3 separate regions of the Mus musculus genome follow, and regions 2 and 3 are each linked to region 1. Evidence: chromatin loops called from intact Hi-C (ENCODE). Cell type or tissue: left cerebral cortex. All regions are shown on one strand.

Evidence for each region. A loop is a pair of places that touch in the nucleus more often than their neighbours do. Peaks named below come from ENCODE experiments on the same cell type or tissue, not always from the same donor. Only the 100,000 strongest peaks of a DNase experiment are listed, where the experiment ranks them.
Region 2: a loop joins it to region 1, with 2.5 times the contacts of the local background. A loop is called at or near these places in 2 of 42 quality-filtered maps.
Region 3: a loop joins it to region 1, with 7 times the contacts of the local background. A loop is called at or near these places in 17 of 42 quality-filtered maps.

The regions. Positions count from the first base shown.
Region 1 is chr4:130,083,641-130,091,640 of GRCm38, forward strand. It overlaps Col16a1 (collagen, type XVI, alpha 1), which reads left to right. Exons shown (of 70, transcript NM_028266.5): 50 at 32-85; 51 at 628-681; 52 at 2,179-2,223; 53 at 2,364-2,417; 54 at 2,579-2,614; 55 at 2,850-2,912; 56 at 4,982-5,053; 57 at 5,232-5,285; 58 at 5,872-5,916; 59 at 6,097-6,141; 60 at 6,444-6,497; 61 at 6,867-6,920. Among named protein-coding and RNA genes, the nearest start is that of Gm46871, 8.4 kb to the left of the region's middle. In left cerebral cortex, a CTCF peak has its summit at 3,908 (motif pointing left); DNase peaks (open chromatin) are centred at 1,104 and 3,898; H3K27ac peaks cover 376 bases.
Region 2 is chr4:129,981,943-129,989,942 of GRCm38, forward strand. Adgrb2 (adhesion G protein-coupled receptor B2) reads left to right here and starts at 2,928. Exons shown (of 30, transcript NM_001290715.2): 1 at 2,928-3,365. In left cerebral cortex, CTCF peaks have their summits at 1,900 (motif pointing left) and 4,399; DNase peaks (open chromatin) are centred at 550, 1,293, 2,076, 2,947 and 5 more places; H3K4me3 peaks cover 5,845 bases; H3K27ac peaks cover 5,207 bases.
Region 3 is chr4:130,032,545-130,040,544 of GRCm38, forward strand. Gm12963 (a long non-coding RNA gene) reads right to left here. Exons shown (of 6, transcript XR_003955360.1): 3 at 5,269-5,338. Among named protein-coding and RNA genes, the nearest start is that of Col16a1, 11 kb to the right of the region's middle. In left cerebral cortex, a CTCF peak has its summit at 3,757 (motif pointing right); DNase peaks (open chromatin) are centred at 3,783, 4,607, 7,020 and 7,504; H3K27ac peaks cover 1,262 bases.

The sequences.
Region 1 (8,000 bases):
GGTCCCTCATCATGTCTGCCTTTCTTTGCAGGGTCCTCCAGGACAACCTGGCTACCCAGGTGCCATGGGCCCCCCAGGACTGCCTGTGAGTAAGAGAGCTCTGGTTCTGGGGGTACGGGAGGTACAGGCTGGTGGTGAAAACAGGCGGGGTGCCCCTCAACTGGGTCCCTTCTTTCCCGGCATTCAGTCTCGGCCAGGCTGTCCATATTGACCCCTACCCCACTTTGGCTCCCTTGGTAATATGGCTGGCCACCACCACTTTGATGGGAAGGAAGGAAGGGAACACTGTTGGAAGCTATTATGAGTCCCAGGCTCAGAAAGAACTGAGATTTGCTTCCTACGGGGATTTAGGGGAGAGAGGTAGACATCTGAGAGGTGCCACCCCTTGCAAAGGTGCCCTCGGGGTGGGTATGTCCCACTTTCCAGCGTGGGCCACAGTGGCAGGTGGGAGGCCTTACTGGCCACCATCTCTTCTCTCTCATCCCCTACTTTGGTGCCCTGAGCCTTCAGGTGCCAGTCTGGGCCCCAGTTGCACCCCCACCCCGCCCCTGCCCCACCCCACCCCCACATCTTGCATTAGCACCATGGTAGGCAGGCCACAGAGCTAATTCTGCTGTTGCTCATCAGGGTATCAAGGGAGAGCGAGGATACACTGGCCCCTCGGGAGAGAAGGGCGAATCGGTAAGCTGCAGCATGGGTATGGATGTGAGGTGAGCGTCAAGCAGGGTGCCCCCCCACCCCCACCGCCACCTTCATCCGCTGGACTGGAGATCTTCCTGTGAGGAGGAGCCAGTGACCCCTGCTGCCCCTGCCCCAGTCACTCCAGCTGCTGCTCTGCACAGGCTGGTGGCTGCGGAGGCGGAGGCAGAGGCTGTGAGGAGATCCTAGCAGGCTTCTTGCAGAGAAGTCAGAGGGAAAGGGCCCAGTCAGCTGGCAGAATTCCCCTCTCCTGCCAAATCAGGGCCAGGAATTTTTTTCTTCTTCTTCTTCTTCTTCTATTGAGGCCACCTTCATGGGGGTCCTACACTGAAGGAAGGAGCTGAGGACTGCTAGCATATGAAGTCACAGGCTCCTGAGTGACATGACTCACCCAGAGGCCTGCAGCCAGCCAGGGAGTGAGTTAGTGGTGGAGGAGGGCTGGGCTGGAGTCCATGTCTATCTGCTGAAGAACCTCAGCCCTCATAGCCGGGATCTGCTAAGCTAGAGCTGGAGCCATCTCTCCCCTTCTCACAAACGCCAGCCAGGCCAACCCTGTCACTCTTCTACTCTGCCACAGGATGGTCTCCTAGGCAGGCTGGGTGCTGCGAGTCCTTCTGAGGGGTCTGCACTGAGCAAAAAAGGCCCTGTGAGCCCTGCCCTGCAGCAAGAAGCAGATAAAAACATGTATGGATAGAAAGATAGATGGATGGATGGATGGATGGATGGATGGATGGATGGATGGATGGATGGATGGATGGATGGATGGATGGACGGACGGGCAGACAGACAGACAGACAGACAGACACAGACAAGAATGTTGAGAGCTGAGAGCCCTGAGCAGAGTGGGGCTCGGGTAGCATGATGATGCTGTAGAAGAGGGAAAGGGGGTCCTTCCCCAAGGAGGATCAGGGGAGGATGGAGCTGTGCCAGGTCCACGGAGCAGGAGGTCATGGGTGGGTCCTGGCAGGGACAGCATTGGTTTCCTGAGGGTTCAGGACACATGGAAGGAGAGGTGAATGGTGGGCATTCCAGAGAGAGGAAATAGCCATGCCCAGGCTCGAGGGTGCGACCCAACAGAGCGTGTTCAGGGTACAGCAGTCTGCACAGAGCGAAAGCATAGCGGAGGGAGCAGGGAGAGGGGTGTGAAGCAGGGAAGGGTGGCTGGTGATAGATTACAGGATGCCTGTAAACCCAGCCTCAGTGGGAAGCGTATGCCTCATTCATTAGACAGAGGGGAGCCCCGGAAGGCTTTTGAGCCAGCGAGTGACACAGTCAGAGCTGGACCTACACAAGAGAGATTAGCTCATAATTTTTGGCCAGATTGCTGTAGGCCAGGAGGTAGCAGGATTAGTTAGCGGGCTGGTTCCAGGGAACTGAAGGGCCAGGTGGAGAGGACACCCCTACCTCGTGCTCTGCCCACCCCCAGGGCCTCACTCCTCATGTTTCTGAGTGACTGATTCTGTTACTTTGCGTCCCCAGGGCCCACCAGGATCTGAAGGCCTTCCAGGTCCCCAAGGTCCAGCGGTGAGTGCCGGGCACGGGGTGGGGTGGGGTGGGGTGGGGTGGAGAGTGGGGGTGGGGGTGGGGGAGTGCCCTGGCCTCTCCCTGCGGCCCAAGAGACAGGAAGACTGGGTTCTCATCTGCATTCTCCTCTGTGGCAACAGGGTCCCCGAGGAGAGCGAGGCCCCCAGGGGAGCTCTGGAGAGAAGGGTGACCAGGTGAGCATTGTCTGGGAGGTTGAGGGGACTTCACCTGCTGCCCATCTAGGACAGACTGGAGGACAAGGACAAAGCTTGCAGACTTGAGGCTACCCCAGCCTGTTCCTCTTTCCACCAAGTGTCCAAGAAGGGGGGGCTGACCTCCTCATTTCTTCCCTTAGGGATTTCAAGGCCAGCCAGGCTTCCCAGGCCCACCGGTGAGTAAAGACACAGAAGTTCCCTGTAAGGCGGTCCCACTGGGAGGAGCAGGGCCTGCCGGATGAAGATGGACCTGGGCCAGGGAGGTAGGGGGTGGGAGAAACAGTCCAAGTGGCTGTGATAGATTTCAGGAGCCAGGTAACCACGGAGGGTCAGGCAGATAGATGGCGCCCACCAAGAAGGTAGGGGGAAGAAGCCCCGCCTCCAGCCCTGCCCACTTCTTCATTGACACAGGGTCCTCCAGGATTCCCAGGCAAAGCTGGAGCTCCTGGCCCACCTGGCCCCCAAGCAGAGAAGGTGAGCCGAACCCCACTTCTGCCAAAGCCAAGCAGCTGTTGCCACTGTTGAGAAAATTCACAGACAAGTCCATCTTTGTCAGGCTGTGCTCACCAACGGATGGCTCTGTGGATGGTCCCACGCCCTCTCCTAATCCTCCCTTCCCTACCCCCCTGCTCAGCCTTTGAGTAGCCTGGGCTCCCATTTGCCAGGAGACTGGCATAAACAAGGTGGGGGTAGAGGCACAGGACTGGTAGAGGCGGGTAACTAGACTGTGACAGGCCAGCTTCAGCCAGCTTCATTTCTCAAGGGGAAGCAGAGGGGGCAAGGAGCCAGGGAACGAATGAAACTGGGACCCCTTGAATGGAGGCATACCTGGAGGAGGGGTTGCCTCTCTCTGTAGGTTGTCCTCAAGGGCCCCGAAGACACAGGGTCACCTGTGATTTTGTGATAATCTTGGGACAGCAGCCTTGGAACTCTGCAGGACTGACTCTAGAACTACAGTGATAAGCTAGGCACATAGCCCTGCTGCAGTTTGGAGGTGACGTCCCTGGCTCAGCAGAAGCTGGGGCTCCCTTATGTACTGGGTAGGAGCTGGGGGAGACCCCAGGCTTAATTTCTAAGCATTGGATGGAGGAGGCATCCACAGGGCGCTGTGGTTTCTGGGAGCCTCTCTTCTCTGAAGCCACACATTAGCCTCTCACTGTACAATGAGGAAAAGAAAACAGTTGGAAGACCCAAAAGTTAGGGAGCCATCCAGGGCACACACTGTCTTAGCATCAGAGATGAGTGTCCCTCTGCCGCCTCCCCAGGCTTGTGCCCATCAGACGTAGGTGGACCTATGGTGGCTGTCAGCTCCCTCTCATGCCTGCCTTCCCAGTGAAGGATGGAGGTGGTAGCCAAGTCCTGCTTAGGCTGGTCATTGCAGAGAATCCCACACTGCTGGATAGAGGTGCTTCATCTCAACTCTCAGCGAGGCTGACATTGGCTAGAACTGTGCTGACCCCTCCTGGTCAATGGCGGTATTGCAACACCCCCGACTTTCTGCCCTGTAGCTGTGTCTGTCCATTGCCGCAGAGCTTCTCCGCTGCCCAGGGGAAACAGCAACCTTTCCTTAAGCATCTTACCTCTCAGTCCACACTCCTATTCTCCTCCCCAATTCCCTGCTTTGGGCTTTCCATGGCTATATGGCTGTTTGCAGGTGGTTTTACAGTCCCTGAGCCTTTTATTAGACAAAAGTTTGCGTGCAACCTCATAGAGTACAGACACAAGTGAGGAAGCTCTGGATAAGACCTGGAAGAAGGTTCTGGAATCTTATCCTCTGGCCCAGAAACCTAGTTTATGCTCCCAGGGTCAAGGATCAAGGGTCCCCCACCAACTCCCAGGGTGCTGAGAAGCGATGTCAAAGCCACTGGTCTGTTTCTTGACTATGTGCCACATGTTACGTGGGGCCCCTCCAGGTCCAGTGCCCACCTCCCCAGCCTCATCTCCCAGTCCATCTACCCTAAGGGCCCTGACACCCAGGTCACAGGCATGGGACCACTTCCAAATCTCTCTCTCCTAGGTCCCCTCTAGCTTCCCTCCTGCCTCATCCCAGGGACTCATCTTCAGAGTCCACCATCTGGTGACACTCCTGTGACATTTTCCCTAAGGCCTGGCCACCATGGGCCTCCACCCCAATCCCTGAGATCTGCAGCTCCATCCTTGAAAAGCTGATGTGGTGTTTCACTGCAGGCATGTGGCCCTCAGGGACCATGAGACCCTGGAGTACAGGAATCTCCTCACCTTTCCCACTTTGAGGCATGAAAGCCCACACACAATATAAATTAAACACACACACACATACACACACACACACATGTACCGGCCTCTGGGACAACCCTGAGAAGGGGCTGGTTTAAGCAAGTTCTCACTCCCCATAGAGCCGTGAGGGAAAGGGGCCTTGGTGGGTGAGGACACAGGTTCTTAGGGAGACTGTGTGGAATACATTAGTTAGTCAACGTAGAACCAGGACAGGAAGCCAGATGTCCTGACTCCCAGGGACCCCCTAGCATCCCTGGCCCTGACTTCATTGGGTGTTCCTGTTTCAGGGCAGTGAAGGGATTCGAGGTCCCTCAGGCTTGCCTGGGTCCCCTGGGCCACCCGGCCCTCCCGGGATTCAGGTGAGTGTGTGGCCTCTGGGCCCGATGGCATGTGGGATGGAGTACCTGTGTGAGTGTGTGTGCATGTTGTGGTAACAGTGTGAGTTGGGTAAGAGGTGGAGCCAACCATGGGGCTGGGTCAGACTTCCCTCCTCCTAAGCTCGAGAGCAGCATCTAGCCACGCCTTTCTCGTGCGCAGGGCCCTGCTGGGCTGGACGGACTGGACGGGAAGGACGGCAAGCCTGGCCTGAGGGTAAGATGGGGCTGGATGGGAGGCAGGAGCCCTCCCTGCTGATGAGGTGAGCTGGAGTCGCCCTTTAATCAGGGTATCCAAGTCTCCTCCCGGCTGGCCTCAGACTCCCCTGAGTCTCTCATGCCTCCTAATAGACTTAGCCAGGTTAAGTGAATTGGATGGTGACAGAGATACCACTTAGATCCCGAAACCTGGACAGCTGGAGGAAGTAGGCTGTATTCTGGAAAGAATAAGGTTGTAATCATGACAGGCCTAAGCAGGCTCTGGCTCCTTGGTTGAGATTTTTCTGGGCAATCAGAGAAATGGGAACATGGCAAAGCGGGGGGGGGGGGGGGGGTTGTGGAGCTATCAAGGTCATTTCCCATCCTTAACAAAAAGAAACCAAACCAAGGCCCACAGAGGGGCTGGGACTCGTTCACAGTCCCCAGTCAGTCAGAGGCTGAGCCAGACTGGGATTTTTTCCCTCTGTCCCATCTAAGGTTCCCAGCAAATCCTGGGGATGGAGATTCAGAAGCAGAGTGGGGCGGAGAGTGGGTGTGGTCAGGGCTGAATCAAACCTCCTCAATGCTTCCTTTTCTTTCCCTAGGGGGACCCAGGTCCTGCTGGCCCTCCCGGACTCATGGGACCTCCAGTAAGTTGAGCTGAAGGAAGGAGCCGGGAGCTCTGAGCCCCCCTCCCGGCTCTCCTCGGAGCCTCCATGTCCTCATGCTATGGTTGCAATAGACTCTACTGATATAGCCTGCGCAGGAAGGTGTGGGGGCATCTCGGGTATCAGATCTCGGGCACCACATCTCCCTGCTTTTCCTTCCAGGGCTTCAAGGGGAAAACAGGTCATCCTGGCCTCCCTGGGCCTAAGGTAAGAAGGAGGACTTCAGCTCAACAGACTTCCCCGGTCTCTTCAGACCCAACGCCTGAGTTGGGCAGCCCAGCCTGGGTTTAAACTGCCTGCCACCTGACCCCTGGCTGAGCTGCTACTCCAGGCCTGGCTTCCTGAGGCCACCAGGGCCCAGCAGACTGGGTCGGGATGCTGACACCCACCAGCTTGAAGAGTATCAGAGGTCCTCTGGCCAAAGCCAGAGCAAGATGTCAGAGCTCCCTTGATCCAGGGTCAATGTGGGGGTGGGGATACCAAGCCAAACTGCCACCTCTCTCTTTTAGGGTGACTGTGGAAAACCCGGTCCTCCTGGCAGCAGTGGCCGGCCAGGGGCAGAGGTAAGGACTGGGGTTCTGTGGTCATGCGGCCTGGGGCTCCACTAAGTCTGAGATGTAGCCTCTCTGCTGCATTATCTTCCCATTTTCTGCATTAGAGTGGCTGACTTCTCTCCTTGGCCTTCTGGTGTGAAATTTCGCCCGCTCCCCGGCCCCCCATCTTGACAGTTATAACTGGTCCCCTCCCTAAGAGCACCATTGGACAACCACCCAAAAGGCAGGCCTGGCCTTTAAGGCTAGAGTCTAAAGCTCAGAGCTCTGTCCAGCCCTCCATGGCACCACCACAAGCTCTGCTCATCTCTCCCCTGAAAGTAGCCACGGATGTGCAGGTGAGTGAGTTTCTGTGTCACCTCTTTCTTTCTGATCCTGCAGGGTGAGCCCGGTGCCATGGGACCCCAGGGACGACCAGGACCCCCAGGGCATCTTGTGAGTTAAACTGTTTTTGTCTCTGCTTCTATGAACTAGGATGTCACTGAGGGGGATGTGGTAAGCTCGTGGTGGCCACAGGAGCCCCAGCCGTGCGGAGATGCCAGGGCTTTGGACTCATCTAATTAAGTGGCTTTTGCTTTCCAACGCCTTTTGGATTTTCCGGGCACATGCATGTTTGCTTACCAGACACGAGCCATTCAGTCAGTCAATAAGCAATTATTGACCATCTGTTCCAAACCAGGGCCACAGCACAGAGCCACATAGACAAGGGCCCTTGTCCCATGGGACCTCCCCGCAAGCACAGGAAACAAGGGAATAGGAAAGGTTCAAGGGATGGGGTGATGTTACAGGGGAGAACTGGGTAGGGCCTTAAGGCAGCGTTTCTCAACTTGTGGGTCACGACCCTTCCAGGGGGGTTGTGTATCAAATATCCTGCATGTCAGATATCTACATTCTGATTCATAACAGCAGCAAAATTACAGCTATGAGTTAAAAATGAAAATCTTCTCATGGTTGGGGCACCCCAGCCTGAGGAACTGTGTTAAAGGGTCGCAGCATTAGGGAGGTTGAGAACCACTCACTGTTTAGCGGATCCCTGGCTGGAGAGATGACATCACTGAGGCCTCAAGGAAGGGTGGAGGCAGCTGTTGCTGGCCTGGGAGAAGAGGTCTAGGCAGAAGGGATGACACCGATACACAGAAACAAAAGCAGCCAGGAGCTCAGCATGTCTGAGGGACCTCAAGAAATCCACCACGCTGGGCATGGGAATAGCGTGAGAAGTGCACGTGGGATCAGAAACCATGCTGGGCTCCGAAAAAGATACCTCACAGGGCAGGCACACTCAGGGAAGGGCTGGCAAGAGGTGGGTGGATGGGTGGTGGGGAGGGAGAGGGGACAGAAAGCTAAGGGGATCTGGGATGTGCTTGCAGGGGGTTGGGGAGGCTTGTTCCCTTGGTCTGAAGTGAAAGGGGGACTGAGTGAGAGAAAGAGAGGAACCAAGAAGTTCATTTGGGCAACTGGGTGGTGCTTTTACTCTTAGGGCGAATCGGAGAGAGCATTTATTAAGCAATATTGCAT
Region 2 (8,000 bases), 100 kb before region 1:
TGCCCCGCTGGCCCTGTCTTTGACGGTGTGCTGCCTCCCAGCTGGGATATTGGTGGTAGTTATTCTTAACAAAAAATATTAATTAGTTGCAAATAAGATCATTATTGTAAAAGGCCCCTCCTCAGGGCCTAGCACTTGCTGATCCATACCTTGGACCTTCCCGGACTCCGGGCTGAGCCTGCTTATGCTTTTGTATCATTCCGTACAGGAGGAAGCAGAGGCCCAGGAAACAGAAGGCATTTTCTCAAGGTCACCCAGCACAACAGTAGGTCAGAGTAGGTGGCCCCTTACTGCCTATATGTATGCATTGGGTCCCCTTCATCTCAGAGGTTCCAGAGCAGACTCTCATGGGACACAGAGCTGAGGTCACTGTCCTTTGCCCAGAGTGTAAGGATGCAGGGGTTGGCCCTTTACTCTGTTCAAGCCTTCTGTGATTGAGCTGTGGATGGTGTCTCTTCCCAGGTTATCTCAGCCTCAGGCTCCCTGGAGGGGGGTGGGGGTCCCTCCTGGGGCTAAGATGCATTTTTCTCACCCCCGCCTGGGCTGTTCAGAGAAGTAATTTCTCTTCAACCAGCTGGATTTGAATATGGAAACAATTTGTAATTACTCCAAGTCCTCCTGGGCGGGCAAGCAAGCAGGCAGGCAGGCAGGCGGGTGGCATTATCACCAGAGTGAGTCTGGAAGGGCAGGGGCTCCTGGGAAAGCAGGTGGGGGAAGCCCTCATATGGGGGGGGGCTTCCCAACATCTGTCCTAGTCCAGACAGCTGTACAACCCCTGACAACTCCTGCTGCCTCTACCCAGTTTACCTAGCTTCTCCTTCCAAGGCTGCCCGGTGAGTCCCTCAACACCCACCATTTCCATAGGGCGGGAAGTCAAGAAGTCAGGACTAAGAGAAACAGATAAATAACTTCCCTGTCTCCCGGAGGCGGCCCCTCCCGTCACCCCTTACCCAGCTGGATCTCTGAGAGCCAAGGAAGAGGGTGGCTTTAGAGATCCAGCTGCATCACATCTGTAAGAGACCTGCCTGCCTTTCTCTTGGTGCTAGGTCTCTAGCATGCAAATGATCATGAATATTCATAAAGAGGGAGGCAGGCTCCCTATAGGGAGAGGAAGGGGCTAGAGCTCTGGAGAGCAAATGTTGCAGGGACTTCCAGAGATTGGTCTTTGCATCCTTGTGAGAGCAGTCCATGTCCTAATCACGTTTCCCACTTTTGTCTACCTCCTCAAAGCTCCCAACTCCGCAACTCTGTTGCTTCTCACAGTAGGCAAGAAAAGAAGGAGCCCAGGATTTCCCACTGCGTCTGGTGGCTGTCATTGCCTTGCAGATGGCAAAGCCTGCCTGGCTCAACTCTCACACTGGTAGTTGAGCCTTCTAACTATGCCAGGGTATGTTTGAAGATGCTTATCAAGAATCCAGGAGCTCTGCCTGCCAGTGCGAGGCCCAAGGCATTGGCCTTCTCAGGGCTCCCACAGGAAAAGGGGAGGTGTAAGCCCAGACCGCCTCCCTGTTTCACACAGCTTCATAAATTCCCTTAAGGTGACAGGTGAGCTTCCTTCATCGTCCCTTATTACCTCCTTCCATTAAAGTCGATAATCTCTCCCAATCACTCACAACAAATGTCACCAGGACAGCTTTAGGGGGGAGGGACAGAGGGAAGAGACAGGAGAAGTTCTCTGCCTCTTTTTGGTAACTCCTCTGGGAAGAGGTGGGCTTTTCTCATCTTGCCACAGCCTGTAGGCGACAAAAGTCGAGTTATGGTGGGGGCGGGGGAGGGGAAGTTAGCAATGAATGGGCCGTGGACCACCTTGTCCTTACAGGACTGGTCCCTCCACGTGTGTGAACCTTCCCAAGTATGTCCCAAAGTCATTCCACCCTCGTTGCAAAGCTGCCCCCTGCTGGCTTCTCTGCCCAGAGTCATCGGATTAACCTACTTGTTTTGGCTGCTGTGGTGTGTCCCCAGTCGGCCCACCTTCCTGATGGCAACATGCCCAGGCCACAAACAGCCTGACCAGAGCCCTGAGCCATGGACATCTCTCCGGGTACCGCCTGAGCCGTGTGGGCTTAGGCTCCACCCAACTGTTCCTCGGCACAGTGCCAGGATGGGGTGGGTCTGTGCATCTCTGTGGCTTCTACACAAACAGATGCAACATGGGGGCGCCCCTGGCACAGAGAAAGGCACTTGTGGGAGAAGAGACTTGGGAAAACATGTAACATACTGCACACGTGTAGCATCCCCGTGCCTAGGGACATACAATATCACAGCGATGAACACCAGAATATGCAGTAAACATGCCACGCTGCGGGGGTATGTGTGTTGCTTCTATACCCATAGCATGCTACACACATGTGGCACCTGTGAGCTTCTACATATAATTCTTAAGGCACATGGAAAAAGCAGCATGCATTCAGGACCTGAGCGCATGTCAATGCATATGTGCAGCATTTGCATGCACCCAGCCAGGCAATATTGCAGTGCACACGCAGGGCACCTGTATGCATATATAAAGTTCAGTGCACCGAGTGTCACCTGCATGCACAGGGACACGCAATGCAATATGCACTGCATAATGGGGAGGGGGGAGAAAACGCTTTAGCCTCCACAGCTCGGGAGACCCTGGCTGCGCTAGACGCCACTAGTCTGGGGTTTCGCTGGAGGGGTATCACCGGGAGGCTCACTCTGCAGTCCAGGCGGTCACAGGCAGGGTGGGGGCTTACCCTGGGCTTCTCCCGCGCCGGCGCCTGGGGCCCAGGGTGGGGAGGGGGAGGGCGCGCTTGGCTCGGCTGGCGCTGCTCCCCCTTTAACAGGAGGCGGCGCGCGTCGCCCCCGCCCCCCCGCCCCTTCTCCCGCGGCTCCTCGCGCCCGGCCCGGCGCGCGCCCCCTCCCGGGCCCGGCCCGCGCAGGCGCCGCGTCCCGCCTCGGCCGTCACTCGGCCCGGCGCGCGCTGCGGGCAGCGGCCGGAGCGGCCGGAGGAATCCGGTTCGGTGGCAGCGGCGGCGCTGGGAGGCAGAGAGGAGGATGCGGCACCGGCGATCAGAGGCTGGGGCTGCGGCCGCCACCCGCGAATAGGAGGCGGCGCGCGGCGCGGGCGGTGCTCGGGGCGGGGAGCGGGGGGCGGCGCGGCGAGGAGGCGGCGGCGGCGGCAGGAGCCCGCGCCCGGCCCGGCGCCCGCCCGCCCGCCCCGTGCAGCTCCGCGGTGCTTGCTCTGCACCCGCCGCTCGGCGGAGCGGGAGCCTCGGGCCTCGGCGCGGCTGCGGCGAGCTGCCCTGCGCCCAGCCCGGCCCCCGCCTTAGGGATGGCAAACTTGCGCCCCGCGGCCGCCTCCACTAGCGCCGGCCCCCGCTCCTGCTGCTGACGGCGCCCAGGTGAGTGCTCGGCCCCAGACCCCGGCCGGCCCCGCACTGAACCCTCGCGCGCAGTCCCGAGTGCCCGCACTCAGGGTGCTCCGTGAGCCGGTCTTGCTTAATTCTCCTCCGGCCAGAACAGAGTCTGTCCAGCGCTCACCCAACCCCCGTCTTAAGAGGGACTCCCGAGGCCCGGGCCGAAGCCCCCTTAGTCTCCCGCGAACCCCTTTGCTACCCCCTCCCCCAGCCTGGACCGACCCCTTGCCGTCTGTGTCAAAGTCCCCCACCTTTAGAATCTTGACCCAGACTGCCACACCGCTGTCGCGAGTCTTGCCCTGTCTCGGCCAAGATCCCAGCAGTGCGCCCCCGGTCTTGATTTGAACCCCCTCTCCAACCTGCAGCTCGACTGTCCTCCCCCCTCCCCCATCTCCCCTCCTAGTCTGGCCGCGGGACTCTGGACCTCTCCTCCACTCTGCCCGGAGTCGTTTCGGTCCCCAACTGTGTCTGCTAGTGCCCTCCCCCGCGCCTGCACGGCGACCATGCTTCCCCTCTATTTCTGCCCCGAGTGCCCCTTCCCCCATATCTGCCCAGAGTCCCGCCTTCCCTTTCCAATCTCTGATGCAAGTCCCCTCCCCCTCAGCCTGGAATTGGGGCCGTGTCCCCCTTGCTCCTCCAAGCCCCTTTCCCCAGGCCGTGATCTCCATCGAACCCGCATCCGACTCCCGCGTTCGTCTTTGGCCGGACACCCGCCTCCCTCCCCCCGCATCCTTATCCTCCCACCACCGGTCTCAGAGCCAGGCACCAGACGCACTCTCCTGCACCCCCGGGGGCTGGCATGATTTGGGGGACTGGAGGCTGTGAAGTTGGCGGCCACTCCTGCAGTCGGCTCGGTCCGAGAGCACAGCAGCGGGAAATCCTCCGCGCCACGGCTAGTGCAGAACGGGCGACCAGTCTGTTGCCCGCGGGGGGAGGGGCGCCCGGACCGAGAGATGCCGCCCGCCTGCCCGCCTTGCCAGCTGCCTGCCCGGCCCCTGGGCGTCCTCTGGCGCCCCCTGCCCGCAGCCCGAGACCCACCGCCCCTTCTCGCGCGGACAACCCTGGGTTTCCGCAACCCAAGCGTTCGTTAGGTGTCTAGGTGTCTGCGGGACTGACGCTGGGAAGTCCCTGGGGAGATGAGGTTGGTGGGCGAGGCCAGGTGCCCAAACACTCCTGGTCGTAAGACTATGTGCTTTGGGGAGGGATGGTGTACAAGGGACGAGGGACGGCTCATCCCAACAGCAAGTCAGGAACCCTTTGAGTACCAGGCACAGCTCTACTGAACCTGCTTTTTAGAATGGTCTGGTTGCTTCTTGGTCTTGAGTAGGTATCCCTAGGGAGTTCCTGCCCCCCCTCCCCCCATTACAGCCTTACAAGAGAGGGACTCTATCTGGTTTGGGCATAGAGAAGGGTGTGAACAAATCCACCTGACCCAGGGACAGAGCAGACACCTGAAGAGTGGGGTTCAGCAGTGACACCTTGGTGATGTTTTGGGGGAGGGCAGGAACCAAGACTGACAGAGGTTGATCTTCCTCTCGGTTTCCCTTCTGCCTCCCTCCTCACTACCTTGTCCTGTCTCCTCCCCTCTTTCTCTTCAGAAAGGGGCAGGTCTCATTTAGGGTGTGTGTCAGTGGTGGGTATTTCTGTAACACAAAGGGAGGTCCTAGTTAGTCTCAGCTCTTCTCCCTCCCTCCCAACCCTCAGCTTTTGAAGGTAAGTAGCTGAGACTCAGCCTTTGATGGGATGATCTGGCCACACTACCTAACTAACCTTCCTGAGCCTCAGTTGACCCTCTATAAAATGGGTCAGTGGCCAATGCCCCATGTAGTTGTTGGGAAATGGAATCAGATTGCACTGTGAAGTGTCTGACACCCATCAATACTCATGATGATGCCTTTTGCTGTTGCCTATCAAAGCCAAGGTCAGGTCCCTGCCGACTGCTGAGTCCAAGGAGGAACATAAAAGGAGTTCTATTTTCTTCACTTTAACCTTCAGAATAATAAAGACAGAAAGTACCTTCACCCCTCTTGCCCCCAAGGGGTCCAGGAAGCCTGTGACTGTTAGTTTTTGACTCTTCTTCCCTGGTTCTGCAACATCCTCCCTGACCACAGGGGCAACAGTGAAGGCCAAGCCAAGGGCTCTGAGGTCTAGATTAAAGTATACAGGCCAGGGGAGCGGAACCAGTATAGAGACTCGAGTCAAGGTGCCCAAAGGCAGGCAGTCCGTTAGAGGTGGCCCACATGGAAAACCAGTCACTCTGACATACAGAGCCTTTCTTTCTTCCCAACCATTGGGGATCAGATATTGTCAGGAACTTTCCAGGTTTCTTAGCGCTGCAGGTCAGAGTTAGGGGCAACATGGTCTGAGGGCTGTGGAGTTTGGAGGAGCCTAGCATTGACGTGAGTGCTTCAGTGAAGGGCTGGTAGAAGGAGGAAAGAGCCACGAACCCGTGGTGCTCTCTGGTCGGTTATTCGTCTTCTGGCGGTGCGGCTAGACCGGGGTTCTAGCGGGGAGTGGCAACCTCTGAGCTATCCTCCCGCCGGGGCAGCCCTGACACTGGGGAACAAAAGCTTTCGGTTCCTGTAGCAACCGCTCCAGCTGCTGCAAAGTTCCGGGGAGGCGGGCGGAGGGCGGCTGAGTCACCGCCCCCTCCCCTGCCACCCGCACGCCCCCGCCCCCGGGGGCCGCCCCTCATCCCAGTTGGCTCGGCCAGCCTTTCTCTCGGTGTCTGCCGCAGGCCTCCGGAGCAACCCTCTCTGTCATCGGTCCGGGAAGGCCTCGCCCGGGTCGCCCGCTCCTTCGGTCCCGCCCCCTAGCTCCAGAGGCTGGATGGAGGGTGTGCGCCTCCCTGGGTGCCAGAGCTCTTGGAGAGGGGTCCCCGAGCACCCTGCCCCCAGCTCGAAGCACGGGCGGGAGACCCGGAGGCCCCGTGGCAGGCACCGATGAAGCTGAGGATGAGTGACGGGCGCGTGAATTGGAGCTGCCAGGTGGATAAACGCGACGGATGTGCGCGTCGCCGCGCCCCCTTCCCCGCTAGTCGCCCATCCCCCGCCCAAGGCCAGGGCTTACCACTCCCTGCCCAGTGTCCAAGCTCACATCTGGTCTCCCTCTAGACAAGAGTCGATCTGATCCTGGGGACACTCCGGATAGCCGATTCGGAGGTGCCCCACCCCCTCTGCTCTTCACCTTCCACTCCAGCTGCCTTAGGATCCTTCTTTGGTGCAGAATGGAAGCCTGAGGCTGGGCAGGTCTGTGGGGTCTTCCAGGATCCCCATTCTCTCTGAACCTAGACAGAGAGGAACTCCCAGGAATTCTGGGGGTGCTTGGCTGAGGTCTGGGCTCCTGAGAAAGGTTACTCTAGGCAGCTCCTCTCCCATCTCAGTTAAGAAAAGTCCTGAAGCCTTTTGACCATCTCCACCAATCTTATTTGACCCAGAAAGTTCTGCCTTAGAGCTGACTTTGGCCTCTCTACTTTCTAGAACTTGTACCTTGGGAGGGTCTGTGGTCTTCCTCGACTCTGAGGTGGCAAAGCTACTCTTGGATTAACCCAAATGGCATTCCCTGGTGCAGGAACCCGGACCTCAGGCGAGGGGAGTGTCAGCCCAGTTCTGAGAGACCAGGAACAGAGAGCTCGTAGGTTTGTGGTGGGTCAGGCTACGTGTTAGGGAGGCTGATGGAGAAGGCATGTGCCATTCCAAGAGTAGTGATGACATTGTATTCCCCAGAGAGGGAAACAGAGGTCCAGGTAGTTATGCATGGGTAGTAATCGCTTGGGTTCCTCCAAGTCTTTTTCTTGGATATGGGCTCTGGGTCAATGTCTCTAGGACAGGCCACCACCGCACACTTCAGGAAGATGTCGAGTAAGGCCATGGCTGTGATTCCAGCTCCAGTTGAGTCTTTACCTTACTGTGAAGGGTAAGAAGGTAAAATACCTTCTCTCAGCCTCAGTCTCTCTTTGAAGCAGGAGCTATGAAGCAATGAAGGCTATACCCTGAGGGCGGGGTAAAATCCTGGACTGGGATGAGGTGTCTGAAGGAGACTAAGTGGATGTGGGAACGGGCCAGTGTGTGCAGGTGGCTCCTTTCTGGAGAAGCCAGACCTTGGCAAGGACCAGTTTGGATTTAGCGTTTCTTGATGGACTGGGAGCAGCAGAGGTCCAGGAGATGGGACCAGGGCTCTGTGATGCCCCAGCTTTAAAGACACGGGGAGGGAGCAATGGGTAGTCTCCCATAAGGACAGTCCAACCCGGTTAGCTTGTCATAGACAGAGTCACAGGGCCAAGCACATGTGTGTGTCTACACGTGGGAATAGATGCATCTCTGCATGTATGTGGTGGTCTGACTTCATTGTGTTTAGTGTGGTGTGTGCACGCCCATGTATATATGAGGTCATAATGCTGTGCTGGTCACAGATCTGTATGCATGTGTGCCTGTTCATATGGAGAACACTGTAAATGCATATATATGTGTGTATATCTATAGCTATATCTATCTATCTATCTATCTATCTATCTATCTATCTATCTATCTATCTATCTATCTATCTATCTATCTATCTATCTATCTATCTGTGCATGCATGCTTTTGCGTATGTATATGTCTCTGGGCCCAAGCCTATTGA
Region 3 (8,000 bases), 51 kb before region 1:
AGAAGAGGGCACTGGATACCCTGGAACTAGAGTTAAAGATAGTTATGAACCACCATGAGGTACTGGCAACCAAACCAGGATCCTCTGTAAGAATAAGTTGCCAGGTGTAGTGGCAAATGCCTTTAATCAAGAGGCAGAGGCAGAGGCAGAGGCAGAGGCAGAGGCAGAGGCAGAGGCAGAGGCAGAGGCAGAGGCAGAGGCAGAGGCAGAGGCAGAGGCAGAGGCAGAGGCAGAGGCAGAGGCAGAGGCAGAGGCAGAGGCAGAGGCAGAGGCAGAGGCAGAGGCAGAGGCAGAGGCAGAGGCAGAGGCAAGTTGATCTCTGAAATTGAGGCTACCTTGGTCTGCAGAGTGAGTTCCAGGAAGGCCAGGACTGCATAGAGAAACCCTGCCTCAAAAAAAAAATGTTTTTCTTAACTACTGTGCCATTTCCTCAGTTCCCTAACTTACTCTTAATGACTGTTACAGTGAACTCCAGAAGGGCCATGGTTATATCTTGCCATCTTTGAATCATTAAACAACAACAACAATATATATATACATATGTGCAAATATAGAACATGTTATGTGTGTGAGAGCATGCACACACATGTATGGACATGCACATATCATGTATGTGTATGTGGAGGTCAGAGAACAACTTGTGGTAGCCATTTCTCTCTTTCCCCATATGGTTACCAGGATTGAACCAGGTATTCAGGTTTCGTAATGGATGCTTTACCCACCGAGCCATTTCACTGGTCCCGAATCATTTTTTCCCCCAAATCACATCATATTAATCTTTCCATAGTGCTATTTATTTTTATGTGAAATTATATATCTAGTATGTCTCCCCCACTGGCTTGTGAGCTTCTGAGTGCAGAAAAGGGTCATCGTTACTGCCATGCATGTTGGTTGCCTGTCACACCATAGGGACTTCAGAGATAATCCCGAATGAAGGGATGAAGAGACACTGAGAGGGAAATGCCCAGAAAACAAACAGAACGGAGGGTCTGGGTCTTGGTGGCCGGTCTGCTGGAGGCAGGCTGTGTCTGTGCCTACAGCTGGGGTGGCTGGGATAGGAGGCTGAGCCTGTGCAGGCCTGAGAAAGGGGGAGCCCCACAGGACACCAGCCTCAGGGCATGCATATTGCAGAAGGTTCGTTCCTTGAATATTAACTCGATGCTGGACCGGCAGCCCTGACTGCTTCTGAATTTTTCACTGTCAAGGCCAGGGGCTGACTGGGGATGGGGGGTTGGGAGGGCCAAGCATCTGCATCCAGAAGGCTACACACTTTTACGTGTGGGTCACATGCAACTGCTTAGCCGGGGCTTGCTCCTGGTGGCTGTGTGCTTTGCCATGAGCATCTACATGTCTGAACATGCACTGTTTTCAGTTGGTGTGCGGGGATACAGGCGAATTGTGTTTTATGTGCCATCACTGACAAACTCAATGACAGAAGGAGGGAACCCGGGGACCATTGAGTTCCATTTCTCCTTTGTGAGAGAGAGGGAAACGGAGGCTGGAAGGGATGCTGAGGTCACACCCACTAACCCAAGGTGTGTGTGTGTGTGTGTGTGTGTGTGGAGGGGGGGGGTCAGAAAGCCATTTTTTTACGATGCTGGGCACAGGTGTCTTGCTACACCAGAGGAGTCTGGGATACAGCCTCGGGAGAAGACAAACGTAGCTAGGAGCAATCGGTTCCAGAGCAGGAGGGGTCTGTTCTGCCTCGCAGGGAAGGGGAGAGTGTCAGACAAGACCAGGAAGGGAAGACTTGCGCTGAACTTACACTAATTGAAAGCTCAGCAGGCAGAGAGAGGGGAAAGGGCACCAGAGGCGGAGGTGCGGCATGAGCAAAGGCATGGAGGCATGAAGCAACCTGGCAGCTTGGGAGAATTACAAATAACGCTGTTTGCTGGAGAGGAGCCCACACGGAGGGTGGGTTGCAGAGACAAGGCTGTGAGGGTGAGGGGACTTTGTGAGCTAGGAGAGGGGATTAAGTGTTAGTTTATTTGCAAGGCTATAGGGACGCCCTTGTGTATAGCGCTGAAACAGACTTGACTTTTTGACTCCATTGAGGAAAAGTGAATTCAACAACAACAACAAAAATAAAACCCACAAACATTTTTCGAACGCTTATTATGAGCCAGACCCCACGCTGGACCCCGAGGCAGTGATTCTGGAGGAAACCCACGCTCTCAGCTCTGTATCCGAGACGCACACAGGCAGGTGCAGCAGGTAGGGATCTTGGCCCAAGAAAGACCCTGTGTCTGTATTGCCTGAAGACCTCCTCCAATCTGATCCACTCTACGCTCTTTGCTGTGAGAAAATTTGCAGAAAATTCCATCTCACCCATTCCTGGACTCACTCTTTCTTCCTCTATGCAAAGATCCAGTGCTCCTTCCTACACCATAGAAGAGCTGCCTCCCGTCCTGGTCCACCTTACCCCCGGAGAGAGGCCTGCTGTGCTGGGCCCCGTGGGAGTCTTTTTTCTTTTATTAGATATTTTCTTCATTTACATTTCAAATGCTATCCAGAAAGTCCCCTATACCCTCCTATCACCCTGCTCCCCTACCCACCCACTCTCACTTCTTGGCCCTGGCATTCCCCTGTACTGGGGCATATAACGTTTGCAAGACCAAGGGGCCTCTCTTCCCAATGATGGCCGACTATGCCATCTTCTGCTACATATGCAGCTAGAGACACGAGCTCTGGGGGTACTGGTTAGTTCATATTGTTGTTCCATCTATAGGGTTGCAGACCCCATGGGAGTCTTGAGATCCACCGAGCCAGCTCTTCCTCTGTTGCTTGGGGACAGTGCCAGTATCTCAATACCTAGGTTCCGTTTTCCCCAGCTGTGTTACCCTCACCCACACCTGTCATCTATTAAGGACAGTCTCCACCTTCAGTAGCCCCCACTGCCGCTCCCCAGCAACCAGTCACCAACCTCTTCCCCCTTTGTCCTATTCAGCTCCTCCCTTGAGAACACCTGGCACAGTTGCTTCCAGAAGGTTCCTTTTACAAAAGTAGGCAAGAGCCATCAGACTTCAAGCAGCTCCTGTGTGCTACCCAGCACAGTTCCCCCAGGCTAGGAAAATCAAAGGCCTTGGCTTGGAAATGGGAGGAGAGAGAGGAAGAGGAAAGCAATTAATAACTCGATATGCTGTCCTGCAGAACAACCGGCAGCTAGAGTCCTAGGCAGAGACTGATCTGTACACAGTAGAGGTGTTCTGGGGGCCATGGAAGCTACCCACCCCCCAATGGTAAGGATTAGGTCAATGTCAGGGAGGGCTCAGATGGGATGGAAAGACAGAAGGAGCCTCCAGTGGGATGAAGTCCACAGAAGGTGAGGCTAATGATGAAGAGACCATTTCAAGTCCCAAGTGTGAAGTTTCTCTGGACCCTGAGAAGCTACGGGGATATTTTAATCATGAGAGTTATACTGCTAGATATCTGTTGTAGAAACACTGCCTGTCCATCAGGAATAGATGGGGCAAGAGACAGACAGGAGGCAGCAGCTGGCAGGTGCTTCAGGGACCAGTGGCTGGGACAGACAGAACGCAGCTTGGAAGTGATCCTAAGCAACAAGAGACAGACAGGGCTTGGGGCTGGAATATAGCCACTAGAATGGCTCCTGTTTCCAGTGAGGGGAAACCCTGTGGATATTCCCCAGAAGGGTGGTGTGCAGGTCCTGGAGGAACAGAGAGAGGGAGGAGGCTTAGCGCTCCCCCCCCCCTCCATCTGTTCTCCGCAATTCCTCAGCTTCCCACTAGAGGGTGCCGGGAGAACGGGCTCCACCTCCCATCATCCGCCCCTCACCACAGAAGGATGGTCCTCGACTTGGACCTCCCAAAAGCCAGGTCCCACATGTGTTCCGCTCCCTTCATCCCTCAGAAATGTGACCTCACTCTCTGGGGGCCTAGTGGTGGGTTTTGGCCTAAGGACCTCTCTCTACCTAAGAGCCATCGTGAGGTCTGTCTCTACAAGCTTGTTCTGGTGCTCAGAGCTGTCTCAGCCCTTCTAGCTTCTCTGTCTCAAGCAGATGCTTCCTATACCTTAGGTATCCAAAGGCCTCACCATTGCTGACTTCCTATCCCCCAGCCCCGACGCCTTTCCTCTCTGATCTAATGCCAGAGAGGAGGGGTTGGGGCGGGGGTTAAAGGTGGGTGCTCAGTTCTCTCACATCTGCCCCATGCCCCAGCACCCAGGCCCTCTAAACCTTGGGACAGTGTGGATAGTTGATCATGGGTGGGCAGGGCAAAGTTGGAAACAGGGGTAGGGTGGGGTGGGGAGGAGGGCTCGCTTTCCATAAAGGAGAGCAACAGTAGTTCAGGGCGTGGTCGGTGAGGGCGTGGCTATAGGGAGTCCTGGGGGCGTGACAGACAGCTAGGAGGGATCTGGGTTCCTGAATCTGGCAGCTCTCTCCGCTCTCAATCTCGCCCGCTCAGTAGCCAGGGCCCCTCCAGCCCTGGCCTTCAGTCCAATAGACAAACACTTCAGCAACAGGAGGCTCCTGGCTTCACTTAACAGAGGCCACACCCAGCTCTCTAGAACTGCCAGGCCTGGTGGGAGGGGGAGAGGGAACTCACTCATCCCTGTCTGTGCCTGCGATGCACCCACTACGTAGGAGATGACGCTCGCACCCTCGTGCTTCTATTCATTTCTAGGTGGACAGCTGGAGGGCCTCAAGGCTTGAGCCCTAGAGGAGGAGCTACTCAGGCGCGGGCGTCTCAAGCTTCCTTCACCCTCCTTCCTGCTATTCTGTACTCAGACCTGGAGCCAGGTCTAAAAATAGACGTAGGCGCTGGAAAGTGCCCACCCAGGAGGGGGTCAGGGAGGTCTGAGTCACCAGTCCGGAGGGCCTCTTCTCACATCCCCCGCGGGAGCAGAGTCAGTCTTGATGGCCAGGCATCACTCGGAGTCTCTTGGCCAGACTCTGCTTTTGGCCAAGCAGTGCCCTGCTTCCAGGCCCTGTGAGCAGTAGCAGCCACAGCCGGGAAGGATTAGGAGTTCCTTGGCCTGATTTATTTGGTTGTTTTTGTGCATCTGGCTGATGCGCCCATCCCTGGCTGGACAGTCACGTCTGCACCTGCCCCTCACCACCCAAGTTCATTAGGCTGTTCTGGTATTCTGGGTGTGGACCTGGTCTAGACAAATGGCCTACTTGAGATCTTAGAGGTTCTGCCCATTCTACAGATGAGAAAACTGAGTTACAAGGGTAAGAGGGGACCAGCACCAGTGAGTGATAGCCCGATATTCAAATCTTTGTTCTGCCCTCAGCTAGTGACTTGCCTGGCTTCTTGTAGGACCTGTCCAGTAAAGCGTCCCTCTGCAGATGACCACAGACTGGCAGCTTGTTCACCTGTAAGAGAAGAACAAGGAAAAACTTACTTACTTAGGATATGCTGCTCCTGAGAATAATTTTTTAAAAAAAAGTAGTAGTAGGGGCTGGTGAGATGGCTCAGCTGGGACAGCACTTGCTGCGCAGGACTGACGACCTGAGTTCGAACCCCAGGCCCCTGTCAAAGTGGCAGAACTGTCTCACAACGATGTCCTGTGACCTCCTATGAGTGCTGGACTATGAGCATCTGCCCTTCCATCACACACAGTGATAAATGAAAATTGTTAAGTAGCTGTGACAGATTGGGAGCAGAGCTCCGTGTGATCGCAGCACAGCCAGCTAGCTGCCATGTCTGTCATTTATGTCTCTCTTCTCCTCTGTGTGGCGGGGGCTACAGTGGCATGGAGACCTTGGATGGCTATGGAGTGGCTGGCACACTGAGGCCACTGGAAATGGATGACAGCAGAGGAACGCTGGGACTTACACAGATCTGAGTCCTCAGCCCATTCTCCATCCTGAGTGGTGAACATATTTGGCACCTTAAGATTCCAGACTTGAGAGTCGGGGTGGGGGGTGGGGGGAGACTGGAGAGATAGCTCAGTGGTTAAGAGCACTGATGCTGGCTGCTTGCTCTTCCAGAGGTCCTGAGTTCAAGTTCCAGCAACCACATATTGGCTCACAACCATCTGCAATGGGATCCTATGCCCTCTTCTGGTGTGTCTGAAGACAGTGACAGTGTACTCACATACATAAAATAAACAAATCTTTTAAAAACTAATAAGTAAATCTGAACAGAAACATGATTGAATTATAAAAAAAAAAGATTCCAGACTCAGAGATGGATAGGCTGCGTCCCCAAATTCAGCTTTCCCTTTTGGCCAAAGAACACAGACCCACCTAAAGCCAAATGAACCCAAGCAGACCTAGCCTTGAACCCAAACACACACTACCACTCCAACCACTGTCTTCTCTGACCCCAAATGCTGGTGTCAGGCCTTAACTGAAGGTCAAGGCCAACAAATCCCAAAGTCAATTTTTATTTCTTTATGTGTTATTTAGACCATTCCACAGAAAAAGCTATCATACTGGTCAGAAATACCATTGGCTTCTTAATAAAGGCAGCCAGGTAAGTAATAAAGTGAGACAGAAGTGGGGCTCAGAGGAGATGTCAGATGACCCTGGCTGTGAGGTGCAGGACTGGAGTCCTCAGCACATAACCAGCCCCCTCCATAATCATTGTGATAATTAGCATCTTTGAGTGTTTCCTGTGGATTTGGCTCAATCTCATAAACGGCCTCATTTAATCCTCTCAACAGATCATCCCATTCAACAGAGTTGGAGGTTGTGGCTCACAGAACTGAAAGATTTAGCCTAGACCTGCAGTTCTCAACTTGTGGCTCGTGAGCCCTTTGGGGTTGCATTTTAGATATCCCCCCGTTTGTCAGATATTTACTTTATGATTCATATCAGCAGCGAAATGACAGTTATGAAGTAGCAATGAACTAACTTTATGGTTTTGGGGTCCCCACAACAAGAGGACCTGTATTAAAGGGTTGCAGCATCAGGAAGGGTGAGAACAGCTGGCCTAGAGAACAAAGCCAGGAGATTGCAGAACCAGGGGCAGACACTTACTGATCTTTTATTTTCTTTCTTGATGGAAAAGCTGGATGCCTGCCTGCCTCACTGCTGCAGCTTGCCTTGCTAGCCAAGTTGTCAAGCCTCCACAGCCTCGCCATGGGCGGGCACTGTTGGAAGGAGGTAAAGGCCAACGTCAGTCAGAGCTTCTTTCTACCCAGAAATTCCAGGATTCTACGAGTTTGTGACTCGATGTCTCAACAGTCTGAGGCCATAGCATGGGAAGAAAGAATGTGGGAAGAATCTCTGGCTCCTCCCATCCTCTTGCACCTCACCAAGACCCTGGCTGGTTTACTCTGGTCCTCAGCAGGAGGTGAGCCTCCTTTACATAAAGACAAACAAAAACCACTTAGGCTCTGCCACTGGCTTTGGGGAAATGGTACCCAAGCCAGGTCCTTCTAGGCCTGGTGTCCAGCAGGACACTGGATGCTCTAACCAATCAAGATGGTTGCTTCCTGGGTACCAGGCATCTCTCCTGGATCTCTTCTTTGTCCTCTCTCCTCCAAGCATCTGCTCAGATATACCCATCTGGGAGACTAGTCCCAATTGCCTTCTTCCCCATCCACAAGTGAGAAGGAAGAAGAACAAATCTAAAGTTAATGCTGAGTGGGAAGCAGAAGAGGGAGAGGGAGGCAGCCGGGAGCACATGTGTACTGTGGTGCTGAGCTTGCAAACACTCACTGTATGTCTGGAATGGCTAATGTTTATTGGGTTCCAGGAACTACGCTCAGTCTTTTATGGGCACTCTCTAAGCAACCCTTCTTGTAAAGTGTGGACGACAATTCTATTTTGCCAACAAAAGGAGGATACCCACTCCATGATGGGGGGAATACGTTGTCAAAACTCATTGCTAAATAGATGTTAGGGGTGGAATCCAACCCTTATTTATCCCAGGGCCAAGTCTTACTTGATTTTTAATTTTTTTGGTTTTTCGGGACAGGGTTTCTCTGTGTAGCGCTGGCTGTCCTGGAACTCACTCTGTAGACCAGCTGGCCTCGAACTCAGAAATCCACCTGCCTCTGCCTCCCAAGTGCTGGGATTAAAGGCG